2 separate regions of the Homo sapiens genome follow, and region 1 is linked to region 2. Evidence: chromatin loops called from intact Hi-C (ENCODE). Cell type or tissue: Calu3. All regions are shown on one strand. Each heading gives the region's core, and the rest is flanking DNA. Links, peaks and the distances in the headings are about the cores only. Region 1 overlaps MAP3K13 (mitogen-activated protein kinase kinase kinase 13). Region 2 has its middle 33 kb from the start of MAP3K13.

Evidence for each region. Peaks named below come from ENCODE experiments on the same cell type or tissue, not always from the same donor. Only the 100,000 strongest peaks of a DNase experiment are listed, where the experiment ranks them.
Region 1: it touches region 2 in a loop (2.1-fold over the local background); 1 of 110 quality-filtered maps calls a loop at or near these places.

What each region holds. Positions count from the first base shown.
Region 1 is chr3:185,418,253-185,422,654 of GRCh38, forward strand. The region is part of intron 1 of MAP3K13 (mitogen-activated protein kinase kinase kinase 13); the gene reads left to right. It also overlaps the pseudogene RPL4P4. Among named protein-coding and RNA genes, the nearest start is that of MAP3K13, 57 kb to the left of the region's middle. In Calu3, for the core only: no CTCF peak of the experiment used is centred there; DNase peaks (open chromatin) are centred at 459 and 2,709.
Region 2 is chr3:185,328,207-185,332,608 of GRCh38, forward strand. It overlaps a transcript of MAP3K13 not described here. Among named protein-coding and RNA genes, the nearest start is that of MAP3K13, 33 kb to the right of the region's middle. In Calu3, for the core only: no CTCF peak of the experiment used is centred there; DNase peaks (open chromatin) are centred at 645, 1,792, 2,365, 2,625 and 1 weaker place.

The sequences.
Region 1 (4,402 bases), core at 230-4,229, 90 kb after region 2:
CTTTAAGTTTCTTAAGGAGCAAAACAGCTTCCTTGGTCTTCTTGTAGCCTTCAACTTTATCTTCAAATACCAAAGGAAGTTCAGGAACTTCCTCAATACGATGACCTTTAGACATGACCAGTGCTGGTAGGGCTGAGGCAGCCAGGGCAGAACAGATGGCATATCGTTTTTGGGTTGTGTTCACTCTACGATGCCAACGGCGCCAGGTTTTGGTTGGTGCAAACCTTCGGCCTCCACGACACATGTTTCCAAAAGCACCCTGGCCAGAGCGGTGAGTCCCACCACCTCGAACTCTGGGAATTCGAGCCATAGCTCTGCCAGTACCCCAAGACTCAGCACTGGTCTGATGACCTGCTAATTCACTGGCAGCGTAGGGCTGTCTGTTGTTTTTGCGCAAGTTGGTGTGAACAAAGTTCACAATATCTGGTCGAATAGGAGCCTTGAATACAGCAGGCTAAGTGACATTTTTGCCAGATGACTCCCCCTTTTCGGAGTACACCGATATCATTGGGCGAGCACACGCCATGGCGGAGAGAGGAGACAGCCACGCTCCTCTCAGCCCGGCTGCTGCCACAGGAAAAGCATGTTCTTGTCTTTTCATCTGTTTTGGGTTTCAGTTCTCTTAATCATGATCATTCTGCCTTTTCTAGAATCAAATGTGAATCTCATTAGTAGAAAAGGTAAAAACAAAATAGGAGTCATTAACTTTTGTTTGCTCATTGTCGTCTTTTTAAGTTCACTTTTATTTTCATTTTGAATTTATAATTCTTTTTTTTTTTTTTGAGACAGAGTCTCACTCTGTCACCCAGGCTGGAGTGCAGTGGCGTGATCTTGGCTCACTGCAACCTCTGCCTCCCGGGTTAAAGCAATTCTCCTGCCTCAGCCTCCTGAGTAGCTGGGACTACAGGTGTGCTAATTTTTGTATTTTTAGTAGAGCTGGGGTTTCACCATGTTGGCCAGGCTGGTCTCGAACTCCTGACCTCAGGGGATCCTTCCACCTTGGCCTCCCAAAATGTTGGGATTACAGGCGTGAGCCAGCACATCCGGCCTATAGTTCTTTTTATGCCTGTTTGCAAGCCTCAGCACACAGTGACAATTAGCTTTCCTGACAGTATCCTTAACATTTCACATCATTTTTCATATCTGAAAATATAGTGAAGTGGGCCCATTAATCTGTGCGTTTAAAGCAACAAGGATTTGTATTGAAAACCTCTGATTAAACAAATAATGCATGCTAATGGTAGAAATTTGGAAAAATATAGAAAACTTCAAAGAACAACAGTAATAACCACTGTTGACCTTTTAAACATAATTTCTTAAAATGCTTACTTAATTATACACATTTTAAATTTTTATGCCTATTAATATTTATATATTTAAAGGTACATATATGTCTGTATCTTATTTTTAAAACATTTAAAGTTACTGATTTTATCATTCATATGGCAGCTGGATTTAGGTCAGAAAATGTTGAATATTAATACTTAAAATACCATATATTATTTATTAAAGATTTATGGAGATAGCATTTATGATATGATTTATGGATAAATCATTCCTTTGGTCAAGATGTTTCACCTTTGACTTAAGGCATTTTTGAAGCCTCACAAGTTTCTATTTCTTGATAAATTTATAGACTACTACTCTGAAAATGAAGTATCTTTATTCATTTTAAAGCCTACAATAAACTTATTTTAACTGTAATCACAGTTGCATTTATAGGTACTGGTATTCAAAAGGTAATTTGTCACCATGGAGAATTTGCTTCTTTGTAATTTTTATTTTTTTGATGTCTCCAGCATACTTCAAGATTATTAAACATTCATAATCTTAACCGAAAATATAGGTACATGGTAAACATGGAATCAATATTTTTGAATGCATAATTGTTTCATGAAATATTATAAAGAAGATGAAAAGAGGTAGGTCAGTGGATTTTGTCGATTTGAGTTTTTATTGTTCCTTCAAATAGGCGTTTCAGGAGATGGTCCACAGTTAAGAGAGTAAGTAGGGATAAAGGCACGATTGTAGGCCATTCTTTTTACCTGATTTGAAGTCACATACTTCTAATCACACAACTCCATTCGAAGAAGCTAGCTAATGTTTTCAAAGTTCAAATTAAGATCTGGGTGACAGACCTCTATCCTGGAAAGATCATTTTATGTTATTACTATGCACAAGTAAAGTAATCTAAGTTTTAAAATGGGATTGATGCTCCTAGAAGCAGAAATTATTTTATGTTCTCAACTGCTATATGAATTTTAGAGAAATGACCAGAAGACTAAGATGGCAGTGTTGTATTCATTTTTAAAGATAGGCAAGAAGACGCCAAGTAAAGAGAAGATAGCTTAGAAAGAGCTCAGTGTCAATCAATAAATCTTGTAGCAATAATGCTTACTTTAATTTTTTATTCAATTTTAGTCACATCAAAAACTTTGTGGGGCTAAATTGTCCAAAATCTTTGATTTATTCATATTTATGATATAAAATTTAAAATCTGATCATTATAAAAATCCTCAATTAGTAACATGGGAAAAATTGTATTCTATGATAGAAATCCAAGAATTTAAGGGCCATTTGGCCACATTACCTCCTCCATTCCTCTTTCTCTCTACATTGCATCCTGGGATCTTGGCACAAAACCAAGGTAATTTCCAGAAATTGGCAGTGCCCTGCCAAATGCACAGCTGCTGCTGTCTCCAACTCTTGCCTACTAATTTTGCACAAACCACTTCCTCCTCTTGGGGCCAAGAAACTCAGAAGGTAGGGAAAGTGTTCCTCAAGGGCAGATACGGGAGCACTTCCTGCACCCTTTGCGGATCGGGACCTGTTGTAAGGGCGGCAGTAGCATCACCTCACCTACAGACCTTCCCGGAGTACTTTCTTTTTCTTTTTTCTTTTCTTTTCTTTTCTTTTTTTGTTTTGTTTTGTTTTGTTTGTTTGTTTTTGTTTTGTTTTCGAGGCGGAGTCTCCCTCTATTGCCCAGGCTGAAGTGCAGTGGCAGCATCTCGGTTCACTGCATTCTCCACCTCCTGCCTGGGTTCAAGCAATTCTCCTGCCTCAGCCTCCCGAGTAGCTGGAATTACAGGCGCCTGCCACCATGCCCAGCTAATTTTTTGTAGTTTAGTAGAGATGGGGTTTCACCATGTTGAGCAGGCTGATCTCGAACTCCTGACCTCAGGTGATCTGCCTGCCTCAGCCTCCCAAAGTGCTGGGATTACAGGCATGAGCCACCGCACCTGGCTCCCATAGTACTTTCTTTTGATAAGGGTGCCATTCCAAACTTGCCCTTTATCCCTCCAATGTTCCTTGTCTTTTTCCCTTTGACTCTCAACATTCAAAAATCTTGCCCCACTTCCTTTCTGTCTCCTTCTAATTTATACTAGTTTTGATTTCTTATGAATTGAAAGGACCAAACAATCAGTTCCCATGAGGGTACCTGAGCCAGATTTGCACAGGGAGAGAGGAACTGAGAGGGCAGAAGACAGCCAGAGATAGTGGAACCACCTGTGTTCCCGCAGTTTCCACCTAACAGTCTCTTCACTGTGCAGTGGCAGCGTGTGGGTGTGCATACAAACACAGGTAAAACTTAGGTATTTTTAGCTTCCTACACTCTTCTTAAATGTAGAGTCAGCTCTGATCATATTTGAATATAGCCATGGTGATGATTTTTCTTTCCCTTTGTTCTTGTACCTCTCTATTTCTCTGCCTTTGTTGGGACCCGTTGGACTAGATATTCTTGGTGAGCATGAGGGAAGCCTATTTGACTACACATCTTTATACACCCTTGAGGTTTACCTCACCTCTGCCTACTCTGAGAGCAGTCAGTGGGTAGCCTCCTGCTGGCCTGTGGATAGGCGCAGGGTCACCCCGCTAGGTAGGCACTAGTGTTTCCTTGGGAATAGTTTTAGTGCATCTAGAATAGCACTGGGACTTGCTATTGTTTTTGTCATCAGTGGCCATGATACCACGGCTATTTGTTTCTCTTCAAATAAACAAACAACCATGCTAGTGGAAGGAGCTGGGCTGAGGAAGGAGGACTCATCTCAGCTCTGCCACTGGTCAGATGTTATATTAAGCAAGTCGACAATCTCTCTGAAATTTGATTCTCATATGTGAAATAAGTAGGTTGAACCATATTCCTTGATTGTCCTGTTTTCCCCTGATCTCTTAAATATCAAACGCGTATGATGACTGTGATTAGACTCATTCTCATGCCAATGGGAACAGGTCCACTTTACATTCATCCTTAACCTGTTAGAGATAGGAAAAAAATTACAAAACAAACATGTGTTTTTCTAACTTTCTGTGTATGAGCCCATCCTAACATTATGTATTGGGCAGAAGTTCGGGATAAAAAATTGACAAAGTAGAAATTTACGAGGAATTAATATAAAGTCTG
Region 2 (4,402 bases), core at 233-4,232:
AAAAAAGTCAGGGAGAATGGAGATGGGGGAGGACTATAGTGGAGAAACAACTTTCTGGCCCTTTTCTGCCATGATTGTACAATGTATAGCTTCTGAGGAGGAAGGGAAAGTTGTCTTTTTGTTTTTTGTTTTTTGAAATGGAGTTTCAAAAAGGAGCCTCAGCCTCCCGAGTAGCTGGGATTACAGGCACCCACCACCACACCCAGCTAATTTTTGTATTTTTAATAGAGACAGAGTTTCACCATGTTGGCCAGGCTTGTCTTGAACTCTTGACCTCAGGTGATCCGCCCGTCTCGGCCTCTCAAAGTGCTGGGATTACAGGCGAGAGCCACTGCAGGTGGCTGGGAAAGTTTTATGAGAGGAAAGCAAGATATTTGAAGCTCAGAGGACTATCCTTTTCTTTTTTCTTTTTTCCAGGAACATATGGGAAAGAAATCCCCTCGGAAACCAAAGCCCAGCCATCGGAGATTTTAAGATTTTTCAGGCTTTCCTTATAATCTTCCTTACATTTGTCTCTTTAAACACATTTAAGTCGACCTTTGAGAAGTTGCTGATAAGCAGTTATCAAACAAGAGTTAGAGTAACAAACCCTCCCACCTCGCTGTGTTGGTTGGTAGCTTCCAAGGCCACTGTAAATGTGTATCAGTGTGAACCTGATCCAGAAACAGCCAGGAAGGGAGCAAAGTTTAGTTTAGTCTGTGAGGAAACTGGCGGCTGCTGGTAGTTCCATGCTGTCTGTTCAGACTTCAGCTTGGTGTAAGTAGTTTTTTTTAAAAAAAACTATTATGACATTTTCATATAAAAAGGATTGTAAGAATAATTTCCATCAAAGATTAAATCAAGTTTCTACCTGGCTCTAAATCTTAGGGATTAGAACTACTGAAAAGAAAGTTTCAGCACTCAGCAGTAGTTTTATTTTTTTTTAATGGAAAAGAAAGCCGTGAGGTGTATCAGCAAGTGTGCTGCTAAAACAGGTCCCGTGTGCACGAAATGATTTCTAATGTCTTATGTTGAGTGCAAGTGTTTACAGTTAGAAAATAAAAGTGAGTATGTACCTAGTGCCGAGAGATTGTTTCTAAGCAGTGCTTAGATTTATCCTCATGTTCTTTCCAGTTGCTTTTCCTCTGGTTTAGATTCATAGTTACAGATTCATGTCAGCAAATATTTAGCAGTCTCTCAGATCATTAAATTGGAGGTTTTGATGTTCAAAGAAATTAAAAGAATGAGAATAAAGTAGAACTTAATATCCTGTAACAAGATGTTGGGATCCAAGATTTAAGAGCAGCAGAATGTATTTTCAAAGAGGAAGAACTTTGTAAAACAGAAGTGGCAAGCAGCCTGAGGTTTCACGCAACTTCGGAGAAATCTGTTTTCTTAAGATTTGACATCTGTATGGATTTTTCAGACTAAATTCCCAGTACTATGGTGCGTAAAATGAGTTTCATATATGAAATTAGAGTTGCCGTGTTTCAGCTCTTCTGTCTTGAGATTAGGATCCAGGAACTACACATTGTTACACAAACATATTGACTTTATTAATGCAGCCATGAGAATGTTAAGGTCGCATGTGGTGTTGGAAAGGTTGGTATTTTCTATTTCCCTTTTACCACAATGCATTTTTAAAAAACCTGGTACATGACAATTATATGACTTTTAACTATATAAAAGGTCGAATTAGCCAGTAGCCTTTTTTTTTTTTTTTTTTTTTGAGACGGAGTCTCGCTCTGCAGTGGCACAATCTTGGCTGACTGCAAGGTCCGCCTCCCGTGTTCAAGTGATTCTCCTGCTTCAGCCTCCCAAGTAGCTTGGATTATAGGCGCCCGCCACCATGCCTGGCTAATTTTTTTTTTTTTTTTTTTTTTTTTTTTTTTTTTTTAGTAGAGATGGGGTTTCACCATGTTAGCCAGGATGGTCTCGATCTCCTGACCTCGTGATCCACCCGCCTCGGCCTCCCAAAGTGCTGGGATTACAGGCGTGAGCCACCGCGCCCGGCCTAGCCAGTAGCCTTTCAAATCACTGGAGGAGTGCTCAGAAGAGAGATTATTTATATAGACGTTCACTGGGTTTCCCCTTCCTCTGTCTTCATCTCAGACCTCAGTCTGTTTCTCTATCCTGCTTCTTGTTTCTGCTGTACTGAGCGGGAGCTCAGATCATGGTGCTGGGCCCCAACTGAATCTCGGTGAGATGGAATCCAGGACGCGTTGTCCTAAGGCTCTAGGGCTACAATGAACTGAAAACCTTAACTCACCCTCTAGCTTTCTGAATCTCGTGATTCTAGCCTCTTGAGCTGATTAACTTCTCCAAGTCAATAGCTTCTGCTGGGCCAAGTTCCTCATTTACTTGTTGGTTGAGGAGAAGGAGTGGAGGGCTGGGGGGTGTCCTGGGAAAGAAGCCAGTGTGGCAGGTAACATTGTTACTAGGGAAGCAGCTATTTTTCTCATGGGACTTGAAATGTTTCAGTCTTTTAACAACCTGGAAGGCCATACAGGTGTGTACTAGCCGCATGGTAACAAGCCCCTTTGAAAACAATGTTTTTAACCTCCAGTAGGTGCCCATACCATCCAGACCACTGCTCGTGCCCTACAAACCAGCCCTCAGGATCTGGCTTTCAAGCATGTGTTTTACATCATTGCCTGCCATTGTTCTCACTCAGGTTGCTCTAGCTACAAAGGTGTTTTGCTTTCTCTTGAACACATCAGACCTGCTCTTGCCTTAGGGCAGCTGCTGCCTAGAAAGCTCTTCCCCCTCATTGTTTCTTCCCAGCCTTCATTCGGGTCTCTATTCAAATAGCTCCTCCTCAGAGAGGCCTTCCCAGACTACCCTAACTAAAATGGCACCCTACTCCACTTCCACCATAACACTTTTTTTCTTTTAACCTAATTTACCTTTTTTTTTTTTTTTTTTGAGACGGAGTTTCACTCTTGTTGCCCAGGCTGGAGTGCAATGGTGGGATCTCGGCTCACTGCAACCTCTGCCTCCCGGGTTCAAGCGATTCTCCTGCCTCAGCCTCCCCAGTAGCTGGGATTACAGACATGCGCCACCATGCCCAGCTAATTTTGTATTTTTAGTAAGGAGATGGGGTTTCTCCATGTTGGTCAGGCTGGTCTCGAACTCCCGACCTCAGGTGATCTGCCTGCCTTGGCCTCCCAAAGTGCTGGGATTACAGGCGTGAACCACTGCGCCTGGCCTTTTCTTTTCTTTTCTTTTTTTTTAAGTAGCCACCTGGCAGTATTTATTTTATAAATTAAAAAATGTGTGTACATATATGTATGCCTGTGTGTGTATGTGTGTGTGTGTTGTGTTATGTAGGATATATATTTGGTCTTTCCCTCTAGAATGTAAGAACTTTGTCTTGTTCAGGGCCATATTGTCAGTGCCTAGGATAGTGCCTGCTTGACATGTAGTAGACACTTGGTAAATCGTTGTATGACAACTGGTGTCATTAAAATTTATTTCCAACCATAGGAATTTTTTGAATAGATGATATATTCACATTTCCAAGACCAAAACATATCAACTTCCCACTCCAGCCAGTTCTCCATCCATTCAGCTCCCATTCAGGGTCCCCAAACCACGGCTATTATTTTTCCATGTATCTTTCCAGAGTTTCTTGATATATGTAGTAAGGAAATATAAAAGTATAAATAGATTCTTATTTCCCTCCTTTTTACACATAACATTATACGTAATGTTCTAAATGTTTTCAGTTGTAATATATGTTGAATCTCTTTCCATGTAAGTACATAGAGAGTGTCCTCATTTTTAAATAGCTGCCTACTAATCCATTGTACGGATGTACTGTAATTTATATAACCAGTCACCTGTTGATAGACATTTTGGTTGTTTCCAGTGTCTTCCTATTGTAAACAATGCTGAAGTTCATAGCCTTGTACATGTATCATTTTATACATGCATACAGTATATCCATATGACTAAATTCCCCAAAGTAGAATTACTGGATCAAAAGGTATCATAAATATTGCCTAACTGCCTTCTTTAGGGATTGTACCAATGTGTACTCCCCCCCCCCATTATAAGAGTACTGTTTCTCATATCCTTGCCAACAGAATCATCAGACTTTTGGATTTTTGCCAGTTTGATAGGTTAAATAATGGTTTCAGCATAGTGTTTGTTTTTTAGAATTTACAATAAAATTTGTGTTGAAGTTTTAAAAACTAATTTTCATTTTTAATTGTGGTTAAAAATCCTATAACATAGGTAACCATTTTTAAGTGTACAGTTCGGTAGTGTTAAGTATATTCACGTTCTTGTGCAACAGATTTCCAGGACACTTCTGTCTTGTGAAACTGAAATTCTATACTCATTAAATAACAACTCTCCACTTCCTCCTCCTGCTAACTCCTAGCAACTACCATTCTACTTTCTGTTTCAATGAATGACT